Regions from separate parts of the Homo sapiens genome. Here region 2 is linked to region 1. Evidence: read pairs that join two places in POLR2A ChIA-PET (ENCODE). Cell type or tissue: MCF 10A. All regions are shown on one strand. Each heading gives the region's core, and the rest is flanking DNA. Links, peaks and the distances in the headings are about the cores only. Region 1 overlaps PHF20 (PHD finger protein 20). Region 2 overlaps PHF20 (PHD finger protein 20).

The links. Peaks named below come from ENCODE experiments on the same cell type or tissue, not always from the same donor. Only the 100,000 strongest peaks of a DNase experiment are listed, where the experiment ranks them.
Region 2: POLR2A ChIA-PET joins it to region 1 with 5 read pairs; 4 of 35 experiments call an interaction of 5 or more read pairs at or near these places.

What each region holds. Positions count from the first base shown.
Region 1 is chr20:35,774,208-35,779,584 of GRCh38, reverse strand. All of the region lies in intron 1 of PHF20 (PHD finger protein 20), which reads right to left. Among named protein-coding and RNA genes, the nearest start is that of PHF20, 4.9 kb to the right of the region's middle. In MCF 10A, for the core only: no CTCF peak of the experiment used is centred there; a DNase peak (open chromatin) is centred at 2,624.
Region 2 is chr20:35,922,858-35,928,234 of GRCh38, reverse strand. It overlaps PHF20 (PHD finger protein 20), which reads right to left. Exons shown (of 18, transcript NM_016436.5): 14 at 356-455. Among named protein-coding and RNA genes, the nearest start is that of SCAND1, 29 kb to the left of the region's middle. In MCF 10A, for the core only: no CTCF peak of the experiment used is centred there; no DNase peak of the experiment used is centred there.

The DNA.
Region 1 (5,377 bases), core at 107-5,106:
TTGCACCACTGCACTTCTGGGCGACAGAGTGAGACTCCGCCTCAACAAAAAAAAAAAAAGAAAGAAAGGAATGTCAATCCACCAGCTATGGACTTTTTCCATATGAGAAAGAGACCTCTTGAAAATCAGGTCTCTACTAGGACAGAGACCCCCAAATATCCTTCTAAGATACCTGGAAGTCAGCCTTTAAAATCTGAGAATTATGTTCCTGACATGGAATAAACTATCACTGAATAAAAACCTTGGTTTAGGCCAGGCGCAGTGGCTCACACCTGTAAACCTAGCACTTTGGGAGGCCCTGGCAGGCGGATCATGAGGTCAGGAGTTCGAGACCAGCCTGGCCAATATGATGAAAGCCAGTCTCTACCAAAAATATAAAAGATTAGCAGGGTGAGGTGGCACACACCTGTAGTACCAGCTACTTGGGAGGCTGAAGCAGGAGAATCACTTGAATCCGGGAGGCAGAGGTTGCAGTGAGCCGAGATTGCACCATTGTACTCTAGCCTGGGCAACGAAGTGAGACTCCACCTCAAAAAAAAAACAAAAAACAAAACAAAACAAAAAAAAACCCTTTGTTTAAATCCCAAGCCCCTCCTCTTGCTCCTTCCCCAAAGTTCACTGATTCAGGCTCCACCACTCTTTCCTAAAACTGTCCTATTTACATTTAGTCACTCATATTAGGCTTCTAAAATTGTACAGGATTTCTGCCAGCTCATTAGTTCCATTATTTGGCAAAAGAGAGGAAGGTCCAGGTAGGACCTAGCCCAAGATCTAGCAAAGTTGTCAAAGCATTATTACAAATTAAGGGTTCAATTTTTTTTTTTTTTTTTTGAGACACAGTTTCACTCTTGTTGCCCAGGCTGAAGCGCAGTGGTGTAATCTCGGCTCACTGCAACCTCTGCCTCTCGGGTTCAAGCCATTCTCCTGCCTCAGCCTCCCTAGTAGCTGGGATGACAGGCACCTGCCACCACGCCTGACTAATTTTTTGTATTTTTAGTAGAGACGGAGTTTCACTGTGTGTTAGCCAGGCTGGTCTTGAACTCCTGACTTCAGGTGATCCATCCGACTTGGCCTCCCAAAGTGCTGGGATTACAGGCGTGAGCCACAGTGCCTGTCTCAATTTTCATTAGGTTACCCTATAGTCAATAGCCTGTAAGGGGCAGTCACTGGCAAAGATGGATTAGACAAAGACATCACCCTCCTTTTCTCTAGGCTCATAATCCAATCAAGGATCTTGACTAAGCATACATTTTGGTTTAAAGAATGTTTATCAAGAAAAATGTCCCAGCTTAACCAACATAGTGAAACCTTGTCTCTACTAAAACTACAAAAAATTAGTTGGGCATGGTGGTGCGCACCTATAATCCCAGCTACTCAGGAGGCTGAGGCACAAGAATCGCTTGAATTCAGGATGCACAGGTTGCAGTAAGCCAAGACTGCGCCACTACACTCCAGCCTAGGCAACAGAGCAAGACCCTTTCTCAAAATAAATAAATAAATAAAATTAATAAAAAGACTTTATCAAGAAAAATGTAAACATCCTCCCTATTATTTCTTAGGAAGATGATGAAAGAAGAAAACTCCAGAGGTTAAATATACCTTTAAGTCCTGACTTCCAAGCCCCCTCAGCAACTGTCTTTGACAATAATCAGGTGCTCTCAAAGAACTGTTGGTTTTATTCATTTGTTAAGTTATTTGAAATACAGATTTCTTATCATTATCCTTAACAATTCCTTGTTCTGGGTTTTGTGGCTGTGTGTTCCTAGAAGAGCACTTGGAAGCAATGGGGTCTCGTGCTGTCACCCAGCTGTAGTGCAGTGGTACAATCCTAGCTCACTGCAGACTCTGAACTCCCTCGTCAGCCTCCCAAGGAGCTGGGACTACAAGCACGCACCACCATGCCTGACTACTTTTTTGTTTTTGGTGGGGGAGTAGAGACAGGAATCTCACTTTGTTGCCCAGGCTGGTCTTGAACTCCTGGCTTCAAGCAATCCTCCCACTCTGGCCTCCCAAAGTGTTGGGATTACAGGCGTAAGCCACTGCACCCACCCAACCACGAGTAATTGTCAAATGGTATTTGCACTTAGGATACACTTTCAAACTTCAGAAAGGAAGTTTAAGCACCTTTACAATCCAGGAAGACATACCAGGCAACTGATTCCCACAGATACAGGAGATCTTGGGGAAGGGGACTAAAAACATTACATCTCATACTTTCCCCAAATCCCAGCCAAAGGCAAACAACCTGCTTGCTTCCTCTTTAAATTTCATGCCACCTGCCCTGCTAATTCAAACCAAAAAACAAAGCTGTGGTATGGAGGAAATGAAGTCCCTTTTTAAGTATACATTAGATAAGAGAACTGACAAGTAAATACGGGGTATATAAGGTACAGACTCCTTCTTGGTAAGGCAGAGAAGTCACAAACATTGAATGGAGAACTCAGGAAGACTTCTTTGAGGATTTCAGGTAGTTCTGAATGAAATACAGCATGGAACTGGAAGAAGACATGGAAGCAAGAAGAACGCTGAAGTTGGGTTGAGAACAAGCTGGCTGCCTCAGCTAGAAAAAAAGATAATGGCAGAAGTGACTTGGACAAGGGAATAACTGGCAGGCTGCCCAAGGGAGCACATGAAAGAAATCAGATCTGCTGCAACAAGCTACCACAGGCAATGGGGTTTCTAAGCAAGGTAGCGACCAAGATTCAGCCAGGGTGGACATTGCAGATCATCAGCCCCTCATTTTACAAATGGGGAGAAGCAGGCCCATAGCATTAAGTGACTTGCCTGAGGTCTCACAGTAAATGGAAGAGCTAGGACTAGAGCCAAATCCAGATCAAATCCGTTACTGAATAGGATCTGACACTCATGTGAGGAATAGGGGTTGGAGGAGGACAGGGACACAAAATAGTCTAGTCATTCAGGTTTGTCCTGATTAGGGCTGGCAACAGGATCACGTGGAAGAGGGCCAGACAGGTGACAGCCAGGGAAATAGGTACAGATGATCCAACACACTTAGAAAGGAAAAACACTTTCAGAGGTAGTCTTTGTCTCCAAAAAAATTTTTTGAAAAAAGGAAAAACCCACTTGAGACTTAGAATAGATTAGACATGTGGGTACAAAAGGAGAAAGATCATCATAAAGCATGATCACCATCAAAGAATATCATCTTCTCCCCAGCATTTGTCTTTCTGGAGCACCCATTTAGAGAAAGCCAGAAGCTTCCATTCGAGGTCGGGGAACATAGCTTTATCCTGGCTTTTCCTGGCCCATTTCCAGAACCCAGAAAACCAAGAAGGACTCTTTGGAAATTCCAACACCTGTGACCCACTGATTTGGGGTATCACAGACTCCCTACTCATGGTAGGATGAGGAACCAGACAGACAAGCTGGCTATGCAGTATTTATTAGAATGATTCTATATCAATAATTATGTTCACATTCAAGTAAGAAATATGTAACCATTTAAATTTGGCAATAGCCAGGCATGGCAGCTCACACCTATAATCCCAACACTTTGGGAAGCTAAGGTGGAGGACTGCTTGAGCCCAGAAGTTCAAGACCAACCTGGGCAAAATGGCAAGATCTCATCTCTACAAAAAATTTAAAATTAGCCAGGTGTGGTGGCACGTGCCAGTGGTCCCTGAAACTCAAGAGGCTGAGGGGAGGATCGCTTGAGCCCAGAAGGTTGAGGCTGCAGTAAGCCGTGATCACACCACTGCACTCCAGCTTGGGTGACAGAATGAGACCCTGTCCCCACCCAAAATATATATATATACACACAGAAACCAAACTCCTGGAGAAGTTTTGGCCTTTTTTTTTTTTTTTTTTTTGGAGACAGAGTCTCACTCTGTGGCCCAGGCTGGAGTGCAGTGGTGCAATTTTGGCTCACTGCAACCTCCGCCTCCCGGGTTCAAGCAAGTATTCTGCCTCAGCCTCCCATGTAGCTGGGATTACAGGTGCCTGCCACCACACCCAGGTAATTTTTCTATTTTTAGTAGAGACAGGGTTTCACTGTGTTAGCCAGACTGGTCTCGAACTCCTGACCTCGTGATCTGCCCGCCTCAGCTCCCAAAGTGCTGGGATTACAAGCATGAGCCACCGTGCCCAGCCAGTTTTGGCCAATATTTAAAAAGCTATGTGCTAGAATAACTAATTGAGTATAACTAATAAAGGGGACTATGGCCTTGTACAAACTTTTAAGGGATGTGTGTCTGGATAAAGATAAAATAAAAAAATATAAGGCTAACCACCACCTTCCTATTTTCACAGAGAAACTTTGTCTTCGTGTATGAAACCTCACTACTAAAAGTGTAGTTCAGTAACATCAGCATCACCTGCAAATCAGAAATGCATTCAGGTCCCATCCTAGATCTACCAAATCAGAATCAGCATTTCAACAAGACCCCTGGGTGACTTACATGCACATTCAAGTTTGAGAAGCACTGGTGTAGAATACTTTAAGGGTGCACTGTACGGCAGTACACAGATAAAGTATCAAGCAGCCAAAGAAAGAGACAAAGTATCTGTTCACTTTCAGTATACTATATTTTATTAGGTACTGCTCAGACAGACCTCCAGTGATTTTTATAAATTTGGTACTTCCTAATGGCCACATCATCTAACTGTGGGATCTATTTCATTTCTGGAAATAACACAACTTAGTTCTAGGGCTTTCATGCACATGAAATATAAAACAGCTTAGTTGTTCTGAAAACATGACAATGGTTAATTTTATTCAAGTCCCAACACTGAGTTCAGAGCACTTCTCCATAGGCCCCATTAATCTCTCCAGGTTTCTGGGAGTATCATTAAATCCCTCGGCATCCTTAAGAAGCAGGTGCTTAGCAAACATCCAGTTTCCAAATGAGAGTCAGAGGGGCTTGATCCTGAAAGTGTAGTATTTTCCTGCCTTGTCCTACTGGTATAGCTTCTTGGACCTAAAATCTCTCTCCTGCTGAGGCCTCATGCAGCTGCACACTCAAGTACTTCCCAAAAGGAAGAAAGGTCAGAGGTATCATTATCCCCAAGCACTTGGAATTCCAGCTGTGGAGAAATTAATCTGGTTGGGGGTTCAGGCTGAGAAGCCCTGAATAAGATCTGTAAAGGCAGAAGGAAACACAAAAGAAAGAACTATTGAGGCTCTTAAGAGATAGGAGGTCCCAGATATTTGCAGATTTTAATGTGAGGATTGGGGGTAAAGATTGACAAGAGGTTGGCCGGGCTTGGTGGCTCACGCCTGTAATCCCAGCACTTTGGGAGGCGGAGGCGGGTGGATCACGAGGTCAGGAGATCGAGACCACAGTGAAACCCCGTCTCTACTAAAAACAAAAAAATTAGACGGGCGCGGTGTGGTGGGTGCCTGTAGTCCCAGCTGCTC
Region 2 (5,377 bases), core at 218-5,217, 150 kb before region 1:
ACTCCTGATCTCAGTTGATTCACCCGCCTTGGCCTCCCAAAGTGCTGGGATTACAGGCGTGAGCCACTGCGCCCGGCCTCATGCATTTTTTTTAAACCATAATTAAAGAAAAGGAAAAGTTCTAGCTCAAGGCCAGGCCTTCCACTAGGTGGGCCCCTTCACACGTGTGCTCTTATTGCTACGTTCAGGATAGCTGGCCACAAGGCAGGATAGCAACAGAGGCGAGGAGGAGCTGGAGTCTAGCCGATGCTGAAGAAATGAGTCTCAAGACCGCAGACATTTAGAATGTGTCACAGCCAGCTGTGCCAAGGAAAAGGCTACATACTGTTATATCCCTGACTCCAGAAATCTCTACCTGGAGGGTCTTGGCAAACATAACAGGTGTATTTCTCGGGCACATTTTCTTCCAGTAATCCCATGCAGACCCCATGCTGCCAGCACTGGCACTCTTCACACTGTTAGAATTAAAGAAGCAACAAAAATTAAACTCAGAAGGTGTTCTCCATCCAAAAGTAAGACCCACCTGCTGAGGGGAGGGGCATGGGAGGATAGAAGGAGAGGGGAGGAAGGAGCACTCCCTCCTGACTAACGTGGAACTGAGCTGCTGCCACACATCTGGAACTGCACTGTCCAGTATGGTAGCCACTAGCCACATGTGGCTCTACATTGAAATTAACAAGGTAAGCTAAAAATTCAGTTCCTCAGTCCCACGAGTGACATCTTAAAGCTGAGTTTGAATTATGGCTCAGACACTCATTAGCTGTGTGACTTTGCACAGGTTAGTTCTCCTGGGCTTTATTTTCCCCATCTGCAAAATGGGATACACAATTCCTACCCTCCTCCTGGGGCTGTTTGTGAAGATTCAATGGGTCATATGTAAAAGCTCCTATTACAGAGCCCAGCACATAGCTTTATGTAATAAGCTACTATTAATACTATTAACCACTAATGAGCAAACCAATTCACTAAGACCCCTGCTGGAGTAATCATGGGTTAGTACTTTGCATTTATTCTCTCTAAACCTTACCAAAGATCACATAGCTATTGAAAGGCAAAGGTGGATAAGAACATAACCTGACTCGTTGCTAAACCAGTTCTTTCAACCCAAGGCTCCACTTCCTTCCCTGAGTATTGAGGGGACAGGGGGAGAGGGCCAGAAGGCAGAGAGGGAAAGGAGGGAGTTGACAATGAGGGTTGCACTGGGAGACATGTGGACAGCCTGAGGATAGTAGGTCTGAGAGCTAAGGGTCCAGAGGAGGGAATGAAAAGGAAAGGCGAACTCCCGAGGAGATACTAGGGCACTTCAAGCAATTCCAAACCAGGACCCTAAACCTTTAACTACCCAACCAAACAAATTAGCCCTAGAAGGTGGACAGTGAGCTTCCTGACATGACCTTGATGGTGGCCCACCAGCCTGGCCACAAGGGACTAGAAATCCAGAGCTCAGATGGTCCTCAACCACTGGGAGTCACATAGGTCCTGGCATCAAGAGGGCTTCCCTGAGCAGATATAAGGCCTCTAGGAAGTTAATCACATCAGAATCAATGTGGGCAGAGCGGGAAGACAGGCTTTAGATATCTGTTTTAGATTCTTCAATTTACAGATGAGGAAACTAAGGCTCAGAGAAGATATGTAAAGTGACAAAAAGGCGGTCAGTAGCAGAAAACAGACTAACAATTAAAAATGAAAGTCTGTCGGCCGGGCGCGGTGGCTCACGCTTGTAATCCCAGCACTTTGGGAGGCCGAGGCGGGCGGATCACGAGGTCAGGAGATCGAGACCATCCTGGCTAACACAGTGAAACCCCGTCTCTACTAAAAATACAAAAAAAATTAGCCGGGCGTGGTGGCGGGCGCCTGTAGTCCCAGCTACTCGGGAGGCTGAGGCAGGAGAATGGCGTGAACCTGGGAGGCGGAGCTTGCAGTGAGCCGAGATTGCGCCACTGCACTCCCACCTGGGCCACAGAGCGAGACTCCGTCTCAAAAAAAAAAAAAAAAAAAAAAAAATGAAAGTCTGTCTCACCAATGACTTCATGTTTTGAAAACCAGGATTCACCAAAAATGAATCAAATACAGTTCAGTTTCAAAATGGTAACTTTTTTTTTTTTTTTTTTTTGAGATGGAGTCTCACTCTGTCACCCAGGCTGGAGTGCAGTGGGACAATCTCGGCTCACTGCAACCTCTGCCTCCCAGGTTCAAGCCATTCTCCTGCCTCAGCCTCCTGAGTAGCTGGGACTATAGGCACATGCCACCATGCCCAGCTAATTTTTTGTATTTTTAGTAGAGATGGGGTTTTACCGTGTTAGCCAGAATGGTCTCGATCTCATAACCTCATGATCCGCCTGCCTCGGCCTCCCAAAGTGCTGGGATTATAGGCATGAGCCACCGCGCCTGGCCAATGATAACTTTTTCCATGTGCGTGTAGCTAAAACACATTATTCCTTTAAATTAAGAAATGAATGAGAATAATAAACAAACTAAAAGATAAAATACCTAAGAATAACCATAAGCATGTATTGCCTCTCTAAAAAAAAAAAAAATGTAAATACTATTTGAAGAACACACACAGAGACTTAAGTCAATGTACAGTGCACCCTGTTCCTGGACAGCAAGAGTTAACATATGGATATCAATTATCCTTGGGTTAATTTATAAAAAGAATGTAGTCCCGGCCAAGCACAGTGGCTCATGCCTGTAATCCCAGCCAGCACTTTGGGAGGCCGAGGCGGGGGGATCACTTAAGGTCAGAAGTTCAAGATCAGCCTGGCCAACATGTTTGAAACCCCATCTCCACTAAAAATACAAAAATTAGGGAGGCATGGTGGCAGGCGCCTGTAATCTCAGCTACTTGGGAGGCTGAAGCAGGTTCAAAATTGCTTGAACCTAGGAGGCGGAGGTTGCAGTGAGCCAAGATCACGCTACTACACTCCAGCCTGGGCAACAGAGCGAGATTCCATATCAGAAAAAAAAAAAAAAAGTCTCAATAAAATAATAAATTAATAGCTTCAGAACTAGAAAAAATTCTAAAATTAACAGCTGGGAAATGTGTGAAAAAGAAAGAGCAATATGGAGACACTAGCCATACCAGATATTTTAAAAATATTATAAAGGTACAATAATTAAAATAGAATTGTACGAGCAAATATACAGACAGATGAATCGCTGAAAGAGAGAACCAGAAAAGGATTCAAATGCATTTAGAAATGAAGTAAATAAAGGTGGCATTTCAAACAGTGAGGTATGGTATTAGTACAATGGGGAGCCATAGTTCTCACTATATACCTGGCAAAATTTCAGGTGGATCAAATATTTATATAGCTTAAAAAAAAGAAAAATGGGCCAGGCGCAGTGGCTCTTGTCTATAATCCCCGCACTTTGGGAGGCCGAGGCGGGAGGATATCCTGAAGTCAGGAGTTGGTCACCTGAGGTCAGCCTGGCCAACATGGTGAGACCTCATCTCTACTAACAATACAAAAAATTAGCCAGGTGTGGTGGTACACACCTGTAGTCCCAGCTACTCAGGAGGCTGAGGCAGGAGGATCACTTGAACCCAGGAGAGGAAGGTTGCAGTGAACCAAGATCATGCCACTGCACTCCAGCCTGGGTGACAGAGCGAATCTCCGTCAAAAAAATAAAATAAAATAAAGTAAAATAAAATGTGATCCAACCATTATGCAGAAAATAAAATGGTTTTTAATTTACATATTGCTAAATGAAAAAAGATGTTAAAAATACTATACATGCGGCCAGGCACAGTGGTTTATGCCTGTAATTCCAGAACTTTGGGAGGCCGAGGTGGGCGGATCACCTGAGGTCGGGAATTCAAGACCAGCCTGACCAACATGGAGAAACCCTGCCTCTACTAAAAATACAAAATTAGCCAAGCGTGGTGGTGCATGCCTGTAATCCCAGCTACTCGGGAGGCTGAGGCAGGAGAATCACTTGAACCTGGGAGGTGGAGGTTGTAGTGAGCCGAGATCACACCATTGCACTACCCCAGCCTGGGCGACAAGAGCAAAACTCCATCGCAAAAAAAAAAAAAAAAGAAAAGAAAAGAAAAGAAAATACTATACATAAAATGCAAACATTTGCATTTAGACAAAGAGATGGTTGCAAAGCAATGTGAATGTACTTAACATCACTGACTTGCATACTTAAAAATGGTTATAATGGTAACTTTTAGGCAGGGCAGGGTGGCTCACACCTGTAATCCTAGCACTTTGGGAGGCTGAGGAGGAAGGGTCATTTGAGGCCAGGAGTTTGAGACCAGCCTGAAAAACATAGCAAGATTCCATCTCTACAAAAAAAAATTAAAGAAATTAGCAAGGTGTGATGTTGTGTGCATGTAGTCTCAGCTACTTAGAAGGCTGAGGTGGAACAATCACTTGAGCCCAGGAGCTGGAGGCTGCCATGAGCTGTGATTGTGCCTCTGTACTCCATCCTGGGTGACAAAGCAAGATCCTGTCTCAAAATAGGAAAATATAAAAATAAAAAGGGTAACTTTTAATGTTATGTGTATTTTACCAAAAAATTTTTAAAAGGAAACAATACATTTGCTATTGTTTGTTTAGCCATAGAATGTTTCTGGAAGGATATACAAGAAACTGATAAGGGCTGACTCTACGGAATGGGTAGTTGGGGATAAGGTGGGGATAAGGTATTTCTCTGTGTGCTTTCTGGACTTTGAATTATGTCAGTGCATTAGGTACCAACAAATAATATGAATTTTAAAATAACCAAAACTTTCAAATGGGCTTCTTTGTTTAAATTTTTATTTACTTAATTTTTATTTAATTTCTTGTAGAAACGGGGTCTCTCTATGTTGCCCAAGCTGGTTTTGAACTCCTGGACTCAAGTGATCCTTCCGCTTCAGCCTTCCAAAGTGCTAGGATTACGGGTGTGAGCCACAGTGCTAGGCCATTAAAATGGGCTTCTTTTTAAAACTGCTATAAAATCTTTACTGGAGTTGGACACTTAATACATATTAATACTTGTTGTTGTAGGGCAAAGGTCAGCAAACTACAGCCCATGTGCCAATGCCAGCTTGACTTGTTTTGTAAATAAAGTATTATGTGAACACAGCCATACGCATTTGTTTAGGGGTTTTTGTTTGTTTGTTTTTTGAGACAGGGTCTCACTCTATTGAACAGGTTGTAGTGCAGTGGTACAATCTCATCTCCCTGCAGCCTTGACTGCCCAGGCTTAAGTGATCCACCCACCTCAGCCTCCTGAGAAGCTGGGACTACAAGTGTGCACCATCACAATTAACTAATTTTTGTATTTTTTGTAGAGACAGGGTTTGCCACGTTGCCCAGGCTGGTCTTGAACTCCTGGCCTAAAGTGATCTGCCCACCTCAGCCTCCCAAAGTGCTAGTATTAC